Regions from separate parts of the Mus musculus genome. Here region 2 is linked to region 1. Evidence: chromatin loops called from intact Hi-C (ENCODE). Cell type or tissue: left cerebral cortex. All regions are shown on one strand. Each heading gives the region's core, and the rest is flanking DNA. Links, peaks and the distances in the headings are about the cores only.

The links. A loop is a pair of places that touch in the nucleus more often than their neighbours do. Peaks named below come from ENCODE experiments on the same cell type or tissue, not always from the same donor. Only the 100,000 strongest peaks of a DNase experiment are listed, where the experiment ranks them.
Region 2: it touches region 1 in a loop (2.4-fold over the local background); 2 of 42 quality-filtered maps call a loop at or near these places.

Annotation. Positions count from the first base shown.
Region 1 is chr4:141,774,148-141,783,771 of GRCm38, reverse strand. Dnajc16 (DnaJ heat shock protein family (Hsp40) member C16) reads left to right here. Exons shown (of 15, transcript NM_172338.2): 4 at 666-999; 5 at 6,693-6,877; 6 at 8,302-8,406; 7 at 9,113-9,271. Among named protein-coding and RNA genes, the nearest start is that of Dnajc16, 12 kb to the left of the region's middle. In left cerebral cortex, for the core only: no CTCF peak of the experiment used is centred there; DNase peaks (open chromatin) are centred at 809, 1,975 and 3,768; H3K27ac peaks cover 1,963 bases.
Region 2 is chr4:141,692,254-141,701,877 of GRCm38, reverse strand. Ddi2 (DNA-damage inducible protein 2) reads left to right here. Exons shown (of 10, transcript NM_001017966.2): 6 at 3,020-3,148; 7 at 6,368-6,471; 8 at 9,434-9,623. Among named protein-coding and RNA genes, the nearest start is that of Rsc1a1, 11 kb to the right of the region's middle. In left cerebral cortex, for the core only: no CTCF peak of the experiment used is centred there; no DNase peak of the experiment used is centred there.

The DNA.
Region 1 (9,624 bases), core at 760-8,759:
AGCTGAAGTCAGCTCGTGCTTAAGGCCCTAGACTACACGTTGCTCACCTTCTGATGTTCATGGTTAGCGTTCATTGGTCCAAATGATTCTCTCTCCAGTGGTGCAGCCAGGGTAATGTTCTATGGCGGATCCTGGTGATGTCATATGTCAGATCTTACCTGGTGTTTACTGGGATGGTTGAGAGCTTTAATGTCAACATGAGGGTGACGAGCTCACCAAATAAACTCGGAGTTTTAATGTCTCTGTTAGGGAGTTTGAGATGAACTTAGTCACTCTGTGTATGTGTGTATTTTCTGGGCTTACCTGTGCCACAACACTCATGTAGAGCTCAGAGGAAACTTGCATGAGATGGCTCCCCTGCCATGTGGATTGAGGAATGGTCAGATCTTAGTGAATCTCCTTCCCTTCCTCCCCAGCCCCCAACCTTGCTGGAGGTTGAACCTAGCGTCCCTACTATACATTTCTGAGAAGCATACTTCCATCGTTCAGGTTGCTTACAGGAAAGCCATTTAGGGTTGGGGTGTGGCTCAGTGGTTAAGGGTTTGCCAAGTGTGCACAAGGCCGGGCTTCGGTCCTCAGTCCTGAAAGACAAGACTGTGAGGAAGGAGAGTCCTTTGGTAAGCCACCTGCCTCGCCCTTTGGACTCCTTCTCTTCTTCCTTTCAGATCCTGTCCAATGAGGAAAAGAGGACAAACTACGACCACTATGGTGATGCCGGTGAGAACCAAGGCTACCAGAAGCAGCAGCGCGAACACCGCTTCCGCCATTTCCACGAGAACTTCTATTTTGATGAGTCCTTTTTCCACTTCCCCTTCAATGCGGAGCGGCGGGACTCGGGTGACGAGAAGTACTTGCTGCACTTCTCACACTACGTGAATGAAGTGCTTCCCGAGAGCTTCAAAAGACCCTACCTCATCAAGATCACGTCAGACTGGTGCTTCAGCTGCATCCATATCGAGCCTGTCTGGAAGGAGGTGGTCCAGGAACTGGAAGGACTGGGTAAGGTGTTCCATTAGGGCACACTTAAACAGAAGGTGACCCTCTTTTCTTTCTAAGATGTAGGTGTTTTGTGTATATGAGTATTCACCCACATGTATGTACAGAAATACATATATGTGCATACACTGCATGCAAGCGGTGCCCATGGAGACCAGAGGAGAGCGTTCATCCCCAGGAGCTGGAGTTAGAGGTGGTTTTAAGCTGCTCTGTGGGTTCTGAGAACTGACCCAGGTCTTCAGCAAGTGCAGCAAGAGCTCTTTTAACCACAGAGGCGTGGATGGCTGCAGCCAGGCGTTCTTAGAAAGGGAACAATTGGTGTGTTTTCTTTCCCCAAGTTCATAGTGAGTGATTTTCTTTTTCAAGACAGGGTTTCTCTGTGTAGCCCTGGCTGTCCTGGAACTCACTCTGTAGACCAGGCTGCCCTCGAACTCAGAAATCCGTCTGCCTCTACCTCCCAAGTGCTGGGATTAAAGGCGGGCGCCTCCACGCCCGGTCGTGATTGATTTTCAAGGGGTGTTTATGAAGAGGTGTATTAAGCTACTTTTCTTCTTCTTTCCTTTTTAAATGTGTATGAATGTTTTGCCTACATGCATGTCTATACACCATTTAGATGGCTAGTGCCTGAGAAGGTCAGAAGAGGGCATAGGATCCCCTGGAATTGGAGTTACAGAGGTTGTGAGCCACCAAGTGGGTCCTGGGAATTGAACCCAGATCCTCTGCAAGAGCAAGAAGTGCTTTTACCCACTGAGCTATCTTTCCAGACTCTACATTCTCAAAGGCATATCGCAGTATACCTGGCTCTTCTTCTTAGTTCTCTAAACAGTAGACTTCTGGCAATTGTTGGGCCATTTGTTCCAAATAAGTCTTTGGTGTGCGGTGCAGAAGCAGGAGGGTACTTGGCTTTGGCCAAATGTGTCCCTGAGCCTGGATACAGCTGCCCTTGGAAGAAGCTGGGAGCATTGCCATGCGGTGTAGCGAAGGCAGTGGGAAGGTGTTTGCTCTCGGTGTATAATGCTCGAGAGATCGGGGATGAGAAGTCACTGACTCAGTAGCTTCTGGTCATGAGACAGCTCTGCCTTGTGCTGTGGGAGAGTGTAGGGAAAACTGATCTGGGGCAGTGCGATGCTAAACCTCTGTGCACTTTAGGACCAAGGGCAGGCACATTGCATTTCATAGCTTACACTTTCATGTTGCACATGTGTGTGTATTTGTGTGAGTACACATGGAGGTCAGAGGATAACTTCGTTCTCTCCTTCCACCTGTGGTTTTTGGGCATGGAACTCTGATCATCAGGTTGGCAGCAGAAGTCAGAAAGATGTGAACACAGAGGAGGGCCCACAAGGTCAGAGATGCAGGCAGTCACCAGGAGCTGGAAAGGGTCCAGATTGACTGTCCCTGCAGCTTACAGAGGAAGCCAGTCCTGCTGACACCATGACTCAGCCCTGTAGGATAAACTGGACTCCTTGTCTCAGAACTTTAAGATGAGAAGTTGGCATGGTGTGTGGTGGTCTGTTACCATAGCCAAAGCAACCCATAGCTCCTGTCAGGAGGACCCTGTAGGACTCAGGGATAAGGAGGGTCGTGAGGACTCCCTGGGACCAATGGGATGAGGGAGGCTCAATACCAGCGGTATTAGAGGGCTTGGTCTGAGAGACGACAAACAACTGGGGGTTGGAAGGGAGGGGATTTGAACTCAGGCTTTGATTGTCTCCGATCTCTGTTTTTGTGGTTGTTTGTATTAATGAGACAGGATCTATCTATGTAACCCTGACTGTCCTGAAACTTGCCATCTAGATCAGACTGGTCTCAAACTCACAGAAATCTGCCCAGAAAAAGCTGTCCTTTTATCTCCACATTCGTTCCATAGGGTCCTCATGAAGATGCACATGTGTGTACAACAATGGTAACAATACGTAATTGGGTGGAAAGCTTTAGGAAAGATTCCCAGTGTTAACCTCTAGCATCCTCGTGTGCAAGTGTTGATTAGCGCACACACACACATGTACACCACACAGTACACATGCACGCACACACGCACGCGTACATGCACACACACGTAGAGTGGTAAAGTGTCAAATGTGACACTAGGAAAGCAGATGCCTTCTTTTCTGTCTTCTGCACAGCTTCATTGTGTAAGAATTGGTTAGCTGGGTAGTGGTTCACACCTTTAATCCCAGCACTCAGGAGACAGAGGCAGGTAGATCTCTGTGGGTTCAAGGCCAGCCGGGTCTACAGAGAGAGTTCCAGGATAGCCAAGGCCAAGCCAAGACCCCAAAACTGGAGCATTCTTGCATCATCACAGATGACCAAGAATGCTGGGGCCAGAGCAAACTAAGTATGAGGAGCAAGAAAAAGGGAGACAGGAGCAGGGGCCACATCACAGAGTCCTGCTGTCCTTTTTGTGGACTGTGGTTTCATCACAAGCGGAGTGAGTACTTCTTTACAGGGTTTGATCAGAGTAGTGCAATTCATTTAGAAGGAACAGTCTGGCCCTATGTGAAGAACAGACTGCAACAAGAAAGCCCACTTAGGAGGCCACTGCAGTAGCCAGCCAAGAAGCATGAAGAAGCTGTGTGCCGAGGTGTACCCTGTGTGTGCTCCAGGCACCTGGCCCAGAGGCAAGAGGATCAGGGCGTTCAGGGTTATCCTTGGCTACGTAGTGAGGTGGGAGGAGAAGGAGGAGGAGGAGGAGGACTGTGAGAGAGGTAAAGGCTGCTGCACTGCCGTCTTCTGAAGAGAGAACCAGGAGGCTGCCAGATTGGGTGTGGGTGTGAGGGACGAGAGAGGGTGGCTGTCTGTCGTTTGGACTGTGGAATAGGAGGAATGGAGCTGCCATATTTGGAATGTCAAAGGCAGCATTGGAGCTTCTGTGAGAGGAGACTGGGAGTCCAGTGTCAGGAGCTCGACACTTTCAAGCCTACCAGACCCAAACACTTCTCCGTATTGGCTGTTAACCTCGCGCTTAGGGTGTAAGCTGGCCCTGCAGACATGCCAGTTAAATGAAAGAACAAGAGGAGACCCGGTATTAAGTGAAAAAAGAAATGCCAGGTCACCTACTTCACTGCACGTGTCCTCAGACACACACATTCAAGGAGTGAGCAGATGGGCGCCAAGCTACCCACAGGGCTCTATTGTCTATGCTCTTGAATGGTGCTAACTGGAGTGTGCTCACTTTATAAACTGTGTTTGTGTATTTCGTGTACGGGGAATGCCAGAGCACGTGTGTGGAGGTCAGAGAACAAAGGTTGGGACTCAGTTCTTGTTTCACATCTAGTTTTAAGGCAAGGTACTCAGGGATAGCTGGCCCACAGAGCTCTGGGTGATTCTCTGCCTCCCATCTCTCCATGGAAACACTGAGATTACAGATGCACACTCGGAGCTGAAATCAAGTCTTTAGGCTTGTGTAGCAAGCTTTTTACTCACTAAGCCATCTCCTGGCCCCTTCTTGTACTTTGTAAAGATTCTGTAGCTATGCTGATGGTGCACACTTCTAGTCCCAGCACTCAGGAGGCAAAGGCAGGTAGATCTCTAACAGTGTGAGGCCAGCTTAGTCTACATTATAAAATTTCAAGCCTACCCAGGTTGTACAGTGAGGCCCTGTCTCAACCAAAAGAAAGTAGAAGAGGGGGAGGAGGAGGAGGAGGAGGAGGAGGAGGAGGAGGAGGAGGAGGAAGAGGAGGAGGAGGAGGAGGAGGAGGAGAAAAGAGAAGAGAAGAGAAGAAAAGAAAAGAAAATTTTGTTTTGTTTTGTTTTTCTGTGAATAGGTATTTTGCTTGGCTGTGTGTCTGGGTCTTGTTGTTTGAGACAGGTTGTGGTGTTTTGAGTAAGAATGCTGCCCATAGGCTTATATATATATGAATGCTTAGTCATGAGAGAATGTCAATACTTGAGAAGGATTAAGAGGTGTGGCCTTGTTACAGTAGGTGTGGTTTTATTGGAGGAAATCTGTCACTGGGGTGGAGGTTTCAGAAGCCCAAGCCAGGCCCCGGGGCTCTCTCTCTTCCCGCTGCCTGCAGACTCCATTGTAAAATTCTCAGCCAGTTCTCCAGCACTAATTCTGTCTGCTGCTGCCATGAACCTGCCATGATTACAATGGACTAAACCTCTGAAGCTGTAAGCCAGCCCCAGTTGAATACCTTCTTTTATAAGAGTTGCTGTGGTCATTGGTGTCTCTTCACAGCAGTAGGACAGTGACTAAGACAGAGTAGCCTTGACTGACATGGAACTTGATAATGTAGACCAGGCTGGCCTCAAACTCACTGAGCTCTCCCTACCTCTGCCTCCTAGTGCTGGGATGAAAGGGGTGTGCCACATGCCTAGTCCAGCAAATGCACCTCTGCATCACGTGTGTGCGGTGCCTGAGAAGGCCAAGGAGGATGGGTGTCTGATTCTCAGGAAATGGAGTTAGAGATAGCTATGAGTCACCACGTGAACCCTGATCCCAGTGGAGCCGGGGCTCTTAACGCTTGACCTTCTCTCCAGCCCCCCAAATTGTATTGTGTTGTGTTGTGTAGTTGTATTGTATTGTATTGTGTGAAGGGTTGCTGGAGGGGGATACACATACAACAGCAAGCATGTGGAGGTCAGCAGACAACTCTGTAGAGTTGATTCTCTTCTTCCACATTTCCATGAGCTCCAGGGCTCAAACCCAGAGATCCATCTTGTACAGCAAGCACATTTACTCACTGAGCCTTCCTCTGGGTACAACATTTGTATTTTCAGTATGTCAATAAAGTAATGTAATATATATATATGGGAGATGTGTTCCCAAGGGTGAGATGTGACTTTCTCTTATTGATGAGTCATAGGCTGTGGTGCTGGGTGGGAGACTGTCACCGAATCACTGGCCTCTTAGGTTATTCATACATGTTTGTTTATGGGTAGGAACATTGTATCCAGATTGCCCTTTTTGTATTTACTCTGTGTGTGTGTGTGTGTGTGTGTGTGTGTGTGTGTGTGTGTGTGTGTACACAAGTGTGCAAAGGGGGCTGGAGAAATGGCTCAATGGTTAAGAGCACTGACTATTCTTCCAGAGGTCCTGAGTTCAAATCCCAGCAACCACATGGTGGCTCACGACCACCTGTAATGGGATTCGATGCCCTCTTCTGGTGTGTCTGAGGACAGTGACAGTGTACTCACACATATTAAATAAGTAAAATCTTAATCCGGGTGTGGTGGCGCACGCCTTTAATCCCAGCACTTGGGAGGCAAAGGCAGGCAGATTTCTGAGTTCAAGGCCAGCCTGGTCTACAGAGTGAGTTCCAGGACAGCCAGGGCTACACAGAGAAACCCTGTCTCGGAAAACCAAAAAAAAAAAAGTGTACAAAGGTCAGAGGACAAACAGTTCTCTTTTATATCCTGGGAGTTCCAGGCATGGACCCCAGGCCTTAGAGCAAGCTCCTTCACCCACTGCACCATCTCTCTGGCCCGCTTTTTTTCTCTTTTAATTTCCTCATCACTTGTTCCCAAAATTAGGAATAACAGGCATAAGAGATATTCAGGTTTGCAAATATTTGTTCTATAGAAAAACTGGCCAATCCAGAATTCTAACAGTGCAAGAAAGCTAAACAAGCTATTAGGAAAAATATGTATTCCAACCCAGTTGGGTTTCATTTTCCACTGCAAAGGACTTGTCAGCACTCCTTCCTGCCCGAGTCTCAGGAGGCTTCACAGAGCGCTTCCATGCTTTGCAGGTGTGGGGATTGGTGTCGTCCACGCTGGGTACGAAAGGCGCCTGGCCCATCACCTGGGAGCACACAGCACCCCCTCCATCCTTGGGGTCATCAGTGGGAAGATCACCTTCTTCCACAACGCAGTGGTCCATGAAAACCTACGGCAGTTCGTGGAGAGTCTTCTCCCAGGAAACTTGGTAGAGAAGGTGAGTGTCCCCGGAGAATGGAGCTGCCAGCCGGAACCTCCCAGGCTTCGCTCTGAGCAGCCAAGACACTACCACTTCATTACACCAAGTAGTGCGAGAAGCCTGAGGAGGCTGGCAGCCGAAGCAGGGTACAGAGCTGGGAAGAGCGCACTGCCGTTAGGAACCGCTCACAGGCTCTAGACATCACGGGAATCTGATCTGAAGCCACAGTCCTGTTTACTAAACAACAACGAAGTTAGATCACGTGGTAGAATTTATGGCTCATGCATTTGTTCATAGGCACAAATTTGTGCTATGAAAATAGGAAAATCAGATTACATTGAGAAAAAATTAAGTACATTTGGATTTTACATTTTTAAATGTGTATTAAGTAAGTATATTCATATCTACCAAACCCACCAGATTCATTACACAGATATTATTTCTGGAACATTAAAAGCTTAGTGAGGAGCAGTCATGGTGGTGCACGCCTTTCATCCTAGCACTCAGGAGGCAGAGGCAAGTGGATCTCTGTGGCTTTGAGGTTAGCCAGGACCACGTGGCTACAAAAAGTGAAAAGCTTATTGAGGGCCCGAGAGCTGTCTCAGAAGGTCCAGATGCTTGCTGCCAAGCCTGACAGCCTGAATAATTCCCAGCAGCTCCTGAAAGTTGTCCTGTGACGACTCACATGTGCACGCGTAGCTCATGTACCTATATAGCCTATACACACGCACATACAAAACAAAGACTGTAATGTTGTTGTTGTTTAAGACTCGGGTCCTCTTGGATAAGAGCAGCACACACCCTTACCCTCTGAGCATCTCTCCAGCCCACTAGGCCATGTTTACAGGGCAAGCGCTGCATGCCTTCTATGGAACTGAACTCTGGGGACCAATGGCAGGGCTTATGCTTGGAGATGCCCTGGATTCGATCTCTAGTACTCCTACCAAAAAACAAACAAAGAAACAACTTGAGAAGTGATTTTATAATATAGTCAGTAATTCTTTCAAGCAGGATGATAATTTTAATCTGTAAGAGTTTATAAAGAGATGACATCTGTGTTGCCATTCTTCTAATGGCTTTGTCAAATTAAGACAGAAAGACTAGTGGCAAGGCCGGCAGATCTCAGTGAGGTCAGGCCAGCCTGGTCTGCTTAGCAAGTTCCAGTCCAGCCAGGACTAAATAGACCCTTTCTCAGAAAAGGCAGAAAGATTAATTGTCTGCATTTTTGTTTTTTACAAACAGCCTCTTTATAAGCACCCATATGGCACTCCCAACCATTGTAGCTCTGGTTCCTGGGAATTTGATACTCGCTTCTGACCTCTGTGACCAGACATACATGTAGTATGCATACATACATGCAGGCAAAACATTCATGTACAAAATAAAAATGAATAAATTATTTTTTAAATTAGATGTTGCAACTAACCTATTTTCAATTTAAGGTCACAAATAAAAATTATGTGCGGTTCCTCTCTGGCTGGCAGCAGGAGAATAAGCCACACGCCCTCCTGTTCGGCCAGACACCAGCAGTGCCACTGATGTACAAGGTAATGGATCTGGGGAGCAGCTTCCAGTCTTTCTGGTGGGGGCCAGCTCTGCATCAGAGCCCAAAGCCTGCTTGTCCTTGGGATAATTACATATTTGAGCATTTTTAATTTAAAAATTCCAAATCAGAAAACTCTTGACCATCAGTGTCTCACCACATTAGGAAATTCTACCCCTGACCTCGTGTGACAGGTCACAGTCAAGACAGAGGAACACATTAAAATATGCACAATTACCTTCACACTGAGAGTAAGGTATATGTGAAACATACAGGTTTTATGTTTAAATTTGGTGTGTCCCCAAGAATGCTTCACTATGGATATGCTAATACTATAAAATCTGAAAAAGCCTGAACCATTCAGGTTGCAAGTATTTCAGAAACAGTTCTGCCTGTGGTAGTTTATTGCTGGGATGGACACACACACACACACACACACACACACACACACACACGCACAGACACAGACACACATGGACCAAGGCAAGATTTCTGGATAATGATTAATTTGTTTGATCTCTTGAGAAAATGAGTCATTCTCCCTTGTCCAGTTTTTGTGCATAGGATATCATTAGAATTCCTAGAGTAGGTGTTTGAGGGTGAGGAGACTCATGGTTCATCCCAGCCATGGGCGTCAGTGGGTCCCACTGGGTCTGTAAGCTGGATGCCAAGCTGTCATTTCCCTTCCTTCCTTTCGTCCGCCCTCACAGTTGACGGCCTTCGCATACAAGGATTATGTGTCGTTTGGATACGTGTATGTCGGCTTGAGAGGTGTGGAAGAGATGACCAGGCAGTACAACGTCAACCTCTATACCCCCACCATGCTCATCTTCAAAGAGCACATAAACAAGCCCGCTGATGTGATCCAGGTATGTGAGCCACCTCAGGCCGAGACGGTCTTCCTTTTACCCCAGCCTTCACATAAATATGCACTGCAAGGGTCAGGCGTTCAAGAACACATGAGTCTGTGGATAGCCTAAGCTAGAGTGAGACTTTGTTTCAGATGACAAAGAAAGAACCAAGATGGCTCAGTGGGTGAAAGTGCTTGCTGCCTAGCCTGACCCCTGACCCCTGAGTTCCATTTCTGAGACCCACGGGGAAGACAAAGACCAACTGCTGTGGGTCATCCTTGACCTGAGTGTGCTGAGGCATAAACATGCACACTCATGAATGAGAGAGACGGAGGGAGGGAGGGAGGAAGGAAAGGTGTTGGGAATTGAAC
Region 2 (9,624 bases), core at 553-8,552, 82 kb after region 1:
CCGTGTAAGTGCTGGGAATTGAACTGAGGTCTTTTTTTTTTTTTTTAAGATTTATTTATTTGTTATATATAAGTACACTATAGCTGTTTTCAGACACACCAGAAGAGGGTATCAGATCTCATTACAGATGGTTGTGAACCACCATGTGGTTGCTGGGATTTGAACTCAGGACCTCTAGAAGAGCAGTCTGTGCTCTTAACCGCTGAGCCATCATCTCTCCAGCCCCAAACTCGGGTCTTTTGCAAGAGCAGCCCATGCTCTTAACCACCAAGCCATCTCTCCAGTCCCCAATTCTGCTTTTTAAATCCTTCAGTGTTAGTGCTTTAAGGGAATGTGGCTGAGTGGCCATGCTCATGTCTCTGGCCATCTCTCTGAGGCTGTGAGCAGCCTGACTGAAGTAGCTGGGTGTTGGGAACCTAACATCACAGTGTCAAGATACAAACTGACTGAGGACCTGTAACCTCTGAGCCATCTCTCCAACCCAAGTCTTCTTTTTTAAAAGTTGTGTATCTAGTGTTGTGTAACTTTGGGCTGAGTGCTTAAATGGTAAAGGTTCCTTTTGTGAGCTTCAGGAGGTGAATTTGAGAGACCAGATGGTTCTTACTATACACCTAGCACCATGCTAGATGCTCAGTGCATCTTACTGATCGTCCCTTTGTGCCATGATGTGTTCCTGTTTTGTGGGTGAGGACATGAAGTCCTAGAGAAATCAAGTCTTTGTTGCAAGGCATAGCACTGGTTAATGGAGAACCTCAGATTCAGCCTCAGCTGTGCTTGATGCCCAAGAATCCTTAGACACGGCACTTTGGGTGGGTGTGCTGGGTGTAGACATCACTGTCTCAGGGCTGGGCTACATAGGCACATTTCCAGGCGTGACCACTAGACTGCTCCATGGGCACAATATGTGGAGCTGTGTGCTAAGCCAGTGGTCAGTTTGTGGAGACTCAGAGAACAGAATTGCCTTCCCGATTTCCTAGACTCTTTCTGGGACTTTTGAACCTTAGTTTCCTCATAGGAGTTTTGACCACGCATGCGTGTGTGTGCACTCGCGCATATGTTGGTCAGGGTGGAACCCAGGGCCTTGCTTGCTAAGCAGACACCATCACCATTGTGTGATACCTCAGTCATTCTTTTCTCATGCCCAAGATCTGCTAATGCCCACAAGGTGCTGGTGCTTAATACCCACAATGCAGTGAATTCAGACAACAGGATTGGTTGGTGATTCTCAAGCCAGGCCTAAATACAGATGAACCTCAGAAAATGGGAGCAGGGAAGGGGTCCTTTCTAGCAGGCCAGAGGGAATAGGTACGCCTTCCTCCCACCTGAAAATGCTATCTAGATGTGATAAGACTGTAAGAGTGGAATGGGGTGTGGGCACATGTATTGGTAGAGAGGGCCTGGGTTTGATCCAGTACTCTGTAAGTTGAACACAATGGCACAGAACTTAGTCCCAGTACTGGGAGATAGAGGCAGGAGAATAAGAAATTTAAGGTCATCCACATCCTTCAGTGAGTTTGAAGCTAGCCTGGGCCCTGAGACCCTGCCAGAAGGAGGAAGAGATGGGGAATGTAAGGTTGAAGATGAACAGATCATGGTGGCCTGAGGCGGGGCACTGACATGTCAGGCTTGTGCACAGTGGGAGGCTTCGAGGGTTCTGGAGCAGGTAAGGAGCGATTTGAAGGTGATGGCTTAGGATGGCTGCAGGCGGAGGCGGAGCTGGAGGAACTCAGTTACTCTGGGTGGCATGCTTGCTTTAAAGTACACATGCATGGCACAGATTCAGAGCCAGAGAAGAATCCACTTAGGAGGGGAGAGGTGCAGGCCAGACCGACAGCTGTGGTGAGAAGGAAGGTCAGACATTGCAGAGATAGTTTCAGGGAAGGGTGAAGAGAGCAGGAGTCAACACTGAACTGTGCTCACACAGTTAGAGAGTGGTGAGAAGTGAGGCTGAGAGGGGACCGCATCCAAGGGAGTGGCTGAGGCTAGACAGAGATTACAGTATCAGCCAATACAGCTGAGTGTATGTACCCCAGACAGGACATGCTCTCAAGGCTAGGGGTGGCCTGGTTGGTAACATGCCTGTCTCGCATGCACAGAGCCCTGAGTCAGATGCCCAGCACTGCATAAAACTTAATAAGACTGTAATGGAGAATGTGTGTCATTTCTACCTAAGGAGGTAGAAACAAGAGAATCCTGAGCTAGGTAGTGAATTTTAGGCTTGAGCTGAAGTGAGACCTTGTGCCCAAAAGAAACTGTTTTACATGCCCTGAGCTTTCAGAGGAAGAAGACTCATCTAGAGCTTCATTTCTCATTGGGGCTTTTTTGGTTTTTTTATGTGCATGGGTAGGGGGTGTTATTTGTTTGAGACATGGTCTCATAAGTAGCTATAGATGGTCTAGAGCTAGCTAGCTGTATAGAATAGGCTAGCCTCAAACTCATAGAAATCTTCCTGCCTCTGTCTCCTGAGGGCTGGGTAAAGGTATATGCCATCATGCCCTGCTTTTTTCTAAAGTGGGTCTGGTCCTTGTCCGTGTTAGGTTAGGTAAGTGGTCTACCACTGGGCTATACTGTCCCAACACTGACACACCTGTAATTCCAGGAGGCTGAAGGAGGGTCACATGATCACATGATTAAGACTATACAGGGAGTGAGACCCTGACTCGGCAAGCAAGAAAATGAGATGTTGGCGTATAAGGCGCTGCTGCATAACCTAACATTTCCATCTTCACTGGGGCAGCGTTGCCCCACACAAGCTTATTTTCTGTTGGTGGAGTTTTTAAGTAGCCTTTAGTTACTCTATAAACAACATACTCTTTTCTCTCAGTCATACTTCTGTACTTTGGTAGACTCTGGTGTGAATTTCAATATCAGGGGTGTCAGTGCACATCTGAAATCCCTGAACATGAGGGTGGATCCAGGAGGAACAGCAAGGGCTTTACAAAATAAACAAAGAAAAAGCTAGGCAGGATGATGTTACGTGGCTTATGTTTTACAGTCTGATATTTCTCTCTCCCTTCAGGAGCCCAGATGACTATTATGAGCCAGGCCTGTGCAGAAAGGTGTAACATAATGAGACTGGTAGATCGTCGGTGGGCTGGCATTGCCAAAGGAGTAGGCACACAGAAGATTATTGGAAGGGTGCATCTAGGTGAGTGAAGGTGGGCAGTTTGCTGCTTTTTAAAATAGGGATTTTGTAGTGTAGTGAGTTTTAAAGTTCTTTCACAGTACCTCTGACTGGTATGGCATGTCCTTGAGAGCAAGTGGGTGTGTCCTTGTGTACGGGTGCCCCTCTGCAGGTCAGAGGGCAGCACTGGGGATTGGTGCTCACCCTTCCACAAGTCCCTGTTCTTGATTTCAGGTTGCCAGGCTTTTGTGGCAAGCAAGTTACTTGTTAAGACACCTTGCTGACTCTGGGTGTGGCTTCTTTCCCTCTAGCTTGACTTGGTCAAAGGTCAAGCTGCGTTTTGGTCAAAGGCACTGCATTTTGATCTCCCGGTTGTCATCATAGCTGTGGAGATGCTTAGTGTTCTTGGGCTATGTGGCCCTCTCTCCTCTCAGCTCCCTGGAGGGTGTTTCCATGTGCCTGAGTATGGTTCTTCTTCATTTCTTGTACTCAAGTGTTGGTGGATTTTTTAGTCTGGAATACCAGTTCCATGATGGAAGCCGGTGCCTTAGCACATGCTAAGCGCACTCTACCACCAGGCTGTCCTCCAGCCCTCCTTGGTGCATTCCCGTGTGATTCACTCAAAATATTCTTTTGTACTAGGTTTATCTTCCACATTCTGTGTCGTGTGTGTGTGTGTGTGTGTGTGTCTGTCTGTCTGTCTGTCTGTCTCAAGGAGAGGGGGGCAAGATATTGGTGGATCCTCAGAATGGGTATTTTCTAGAAATAAAAGACCTTTCTATACTGTGGAGATATAACAAGTATGTTTATGTCCATAGTGATTCTAGATCCTAATAAGTAAGCTGTAAGATCAATAACTTCACAGACTCTTTATTGCATGAACTGGCAAGACATAGATAACAAGGGTAGTTTCCTGTACATGGGTTATGTGCATTCCAGGGACCCAACTCGGGATGACAGACTTACTTATAAGGGGTGTGTGTGTGTGTGTGTGTGTGTGTGTGTATGTATGTATGTATGTATGTATGTGTGTGAACTTCTTGCTACTTTTGTTTCTTGTAACTCAACTTTGTGGTTTTGTTTTTTAAAGATTTATTTGTTATATTTTATATATATGCCTGGGTTGGTTGGTTGGTTGGTTTGTTTGTTTGTTTTGATACTACTTGTGTCTGATGCCTTTGTAGTTCAGAAGAGGACATCAGATCCTTTAGAATTATGGGTTGTTGTGATCCTCCATCTAGGTGCTAGGACCTAATCTGGGTGCTGTGAAAGAGCACCCAATGTTTAAAAGTTGGACACCCAGGCAGGTCTCGGTTAATTGCTTTTGTAGTTATCACCAAGTGGGTATCTGCATTCTGTGGAAATGCATATGGAAATCTTAGAGCACGAGAGGTTTGAGGTGTTCTGGGATAGCTGCGTATCCACAGAGAGAGGAATTGCAAGTCAGACCAGCCTCACTGTACATACATGTAAATTGTCCGCATTACAGTCCACGTGCGGGTTGGAAGGAAGATGGTTGAATTGGCAAAGTGTTTGCTGTGCAAGTGTGAGAATAGACTGGAAGATCTTAGAGACTGGTAAACCATCCAGTCCAGCTAAAGTGGTGAGTCCCTAGTTCTGTGAGACCGTCTCAAACACTACAGTAGAGAGCAACAGAGGAAAAGATACTGGGCATCAAGCTCCAGCCTCCACAGATGTGTCCACATGTGCACACAGCACTTGCACTGCTCTCAGGCAAAGCTCCTCGGCTGGACGTGGTTTCCTTACACTGTAAGCTATGCATGCGGCAGGTGGAGTTCAAAGCCAGCCTGAATGGACTACATGAGATTTAGTAAAAAAACCATTAGAAAAAGGAAATGATAATCAAGTCTAAAAAAGGGAAGATTGAAATTTGCTTCTGTTTTGTTTTTTCTTTATTTGAGGCAGGAATTTTTTCTTTCTTTTTCTTTTTTTCTTTTTTCTTTTTTTTTTTTAGTAGCCCTGGACCTTGTTATATAACTCAGGCTGACCTTGAACTCACCTACATGATACCTAAATGAAATTAAGTTTGTCTTGAGAGCTGGGTCAGGTGACTCACACCTTTAATCTCAGCACTTGGGAGACGGAGGCAGGGGAATCCAAGTGTTAGAGGCCAGCCTGGCCTACAGAGCAAGTTCCAAGCCAGCCAGCGCTATACAGAGAAAGCCTGTCTTTGAGAAAAGAGGTTTGCCTTGAGCACATGAGGTTGTGTAAGAACAAAATGGACAGCAATGTTTCCTAGAAATATGTATAATACTAAAATGATTAAAGCAGAAACTAAGATAAGACAGATGACAGGAATATAGGAAAGAACACTGTGGTTTTCTTTTTTAAAGATTTATTTTTATTTATGCGTATATGTCTGTAAATGTATACCATGTGTATGCATGTGCCCTTAGAGGCTAACTTGAGTTACAGTCAGTTGTCAACTGCCTGACGTGGGTCCTGAGAACTGATCTCAGATCCTTTGAAGAGCAGTAAGTGCTCTCGTCTCGTCTGTCTGTCTGTCTTTCTTTCTTTCTTTCTTTCTTTCTTTCTTTTTTTGTTTTTTTGAGACAGGGTTTCTCTGTATAGTCCTGGAACTCACTTTGTAGACCAGGCTGGCCTCAGAAAGCCGCCTGCCTCTGCCTCCCAAGTGCTGGGAATAAAGGCGTGTGCCACCATGCCCAGCCTTTTTTTTTTTTTTTTTAAGGTTTATTTATTCATCTATTTTACAAATATTCTTGTCTTTATGTACATCAGAAGGGGACATCAGATCATAGATGGCTGTAACCTATCATGTGGCTGCCCTGGAAGAGCAGTGGAATGCTCTTAACCACCTTAACCAGGGAGTGAGCTGTCCCTCCTCACTCTTTGGTTTTCTATTTCTTCATTTGGGAACTAAGCACATGGTTGTCTAGTGTGTTCTATATTGGGCACATATTTCCCACTCCCCACCCCCAGCCTGGGAGACCTTTTATAAGTATATAAAAAGTAATTGGTAACTACTAGAGAGTTAACTTCATTGCTACCATTTTCTTAATCCTCATAATGTTTGCTCTTTTCACCTGCTGAGCGTGGGTCCTGATGGTGTTCATAACAGTAGCTCCGTCCAGTCCACTTCACTTGCTTTTCAGCCTATCTTGATCGTTACGCCGTACCGGGCTGGCTGAGTTCCGGAAGCCCAGGCACAGCTCCCTGGGCATGTGAAGCCAGCATCAGTAATATCTTTTCTCTGCGCTTTAGCTCAGGTTCAGATTGAAGGCGATTTTCTGGCGTGCTCCTTCTCAATTCTGGAAGAACAGCCTATGGACATGCTTCTGGGTCTGGACATGCTGAAACGGCACCAGGTAATTAAGAGCTTTTATGTGTGGACACACGTGTGTGGGGGCTAGAGGCTGACAGCAGGTGACCTCCCCAGCCTCCACCTACCTGTTTCAGAGAGTACTTCTCACTGAACCCAGAGTTCACCAGTTTGGTGACACTGGCTGGGCAGCAACTCCAGGGAGCCTCCTGGTCTATCTCCCCAGTGCTAAGGTTATAAGGCACTGTTGCACCAGGCTTCCTACAGTGGGGAAATCCAAACCTAGGTCCTCATGCCTGCACGTGAAAGACTTTACCAAGTAAGGCTGCACGCTCAGCACTCCCCAGCCTGGGCTTTTTTTTCTTTGTGTTTTATGGTGGTGGTGGTGGTTCTTATGTGGCCCCGCTGGCCTGGAGCTAAGCTCACTGTGTGAAGCGGAGTCCCTGAGACTCGCAGGGATGCTCCTCCCTCTGCCTCTCCTCTCGCACTGGGCTAGCAGGCGTGTGCCAGCCAGCATGCCCGAGCACTAGCAGGCATGTGCCAGCCAGCATGCCCGAGCGAGCACTGGAGCTGTGTCTCTAGGAGTCACATCAGTCTGTCACTAGTATTGACAAACCAAGAACCATGGAAATGTTCTTGGTACATTCTGTCATCATTCAGAGTTGAAACACTTTGTTGTTACAAATAGAGTCTGCCAGTTGGGTGTGGTGGTGCATGCATACTTGGAAAAGAGAAGTGTCAGGCATCTGTGAGGCCAACCAGAGTCACACAATGAGACCCTGCCTCAAAACAACACAAGGCAGGCTTTGGAGGAGCACATCTTTAATCCAGCAGTTGGGAGGGAGAGGCAGACAGATCTTTGAATTTGAGGGCAGCCTGGTCTACACAGTGAGTTTTAGGACAGCCAGGGCTACACAGAGAATCTTTTTCTGGAAAACAAACAAAAAACCCGCAAAAAACCGGAACAGCACAAATCTCTTTGTAAAACCTCTAGGGATAAGTTAAATCTTGTCTGTTTTGACATTAGTAGTTTTATTATTTGTTTTAGTCTTTAAAGAATTGGATTTATTTTTAAGTGTATTTTGTTTGTAAGCATGTCTGGGTACCACATGCTTCCTGGTGCCCTTCCAGGTAAAAAGAGAGAGTTGGCTCCCCTGGACCTTAGGGTCAGATGGTTAGGAGCCACCGTGTAGGTGCTGGAGATAGAAGGCCCTCTGCAAGAACAAGTTCTCCTTTTTATTTCTTTTACTGAAAATGACCTTTTTTCCTTCACATAATGTATATCCTGATTATGGGTTCCCTTTCTCCTCCCAGTCTCTCCCCATCACCCCTTCCATCTAGAACCACCTTTGTGTCTCGTTAGAAAAAAAAAAACAGGCTTCCAAGGGATTGTGATATGATAAGATAAAACAAGAATGGAAAAACAGATAAGGCACAAGGAACAGAGATCACTGGTTTGCACACTCAGGAATCGTGGGGGGGAAAAAAACCCACTAAACTGGAAGCCATAAAATACATGTAAAGGGCCTGGTGCAGCCCCGTGCAGGTCCTGTGCTTGTCTCCGGTCCTGTGAGCTGTGACCATGCTGATGCAGAGGCCTTGTTGTCCTCATCCCGTCCAGCTCCTCCACTCTTGTCCCCTCTTTCTCAGGGTTCCCTGATCCTGGGGAAAGAATGAGACATCCTGTTACAGAGCTGAGCACGAGTGCTTGGCTGCCCAGCCTCTCGGGCCCCAGCACTTATATGAATCAAGCTGTACAATTACGATTCTGATTTAAAGCCAGGAGGGTTGAAGGGTTTGGCTTTGTTTTTTGTTTGTTTGGTTTTTGTTTTACTACATCCTTTTCTTAGATGTTGATTAAACAGTAGTAAGAAGGAACCTTGAGGTTTCAAGGCTGAAAAATGAAGCTTTGTTCACACAGGGAGAATTTTCTGACAGGACATTAATTTGTGATAATACTTGTGTTCCTCGTGTAAACCTGAAGTCAGTCATGCTCATGGCAGAACATTTGGTAGTGTCTGTTGAGTAATGACACTACCAATGACTGACCCTGAGTCAGCCTTCATGCCACTGCTGTGGTGTGAGGCAGAGGAGCACCTACCTGCCTGCTGGATGGAAGGTGCTGGATTCAGGCCCCTAAAAACAAAAAGCCTTGAGAAGCCGTGTATATCCTATTGATGTAGCATTGTAACTAGAAGGAATGAGTGTGTTTTTATAAATGGAGCCTGCATTATTAGTTTGTCAGTGTCTTGCTGTCATTTAGCATGTGTGGGTATTTTGTAACTTTACAGACATACATGCATACATCATAGGCGCATGCAGCTGTCAGACCTCAAGTAGAGGTAAAACACACAGGAAATGATAAGAAGTAAAGTGGCCATGCAGCCCACTTGTAATGCCACCAGTTGGGGGCCTCAGGAGATGAATCAGGAGGTCAAGGATGGTCTGGACTCTAGACCCTATCTCAGAAGAAAACAGAAGAGGGCCTAGGAGTAACTGGACAAGGGAAGTGCTGCTAGCTGCAGTGGCCGTGCGAGTGTGGTGATCTCAACTTGATTCTCAGAGCCCTTGGGCTGTAGTGCTGGCCATAGTCTCAGCCCTCTTAGCCAAGGCAGGACCTGGAGGCAGAGCTGCTTGTAGCCAGCAGCGGCAACAGCAGACCCAAGAAAGACAAGAGTCAACTTTACAATCAGCCTGTCTCTAAAATCAGAAAAGGCCTAGAGAGCTGCAGTAGCCCACACCGGGAGACAGGGGGAGGAGGGCAGGGTGAAGGCTGTCTTGGGTTGCTAAGTGAGTTGGTGGCCATCCTGGATTACATAGCAAGACTTAGTGTCCAAAGCCAGAAGTATAAAATTGATGCTTTCAGTGTGATATGTCTGTTTTTATTTTAAACCATCTCTTTTTTAGTAGTTTCTTTATGTGTAGAGTGAGGAGCCAGGACCGTTTTCTCTGTAGGATACTTTATCTGCTGTTGTTCTCTTTTTATTTTTATTTTTTTCACTCTAAAGTGTTCTATTGACTTGAAGAAAAATGTTCTGGTGATTGGCACCACGGGCTCACAGACCACCTTCCTTCCTGAGGGGGAGTTACCAGAGTGTGCTCGTTTGGCATATGGAACCGGGCGAGAGGACATACGGCCAGAGGAAATTGCAGACCAAGAATTAGCAGAAGCCATTCAAAAATCAGCCGAGGATGCAGG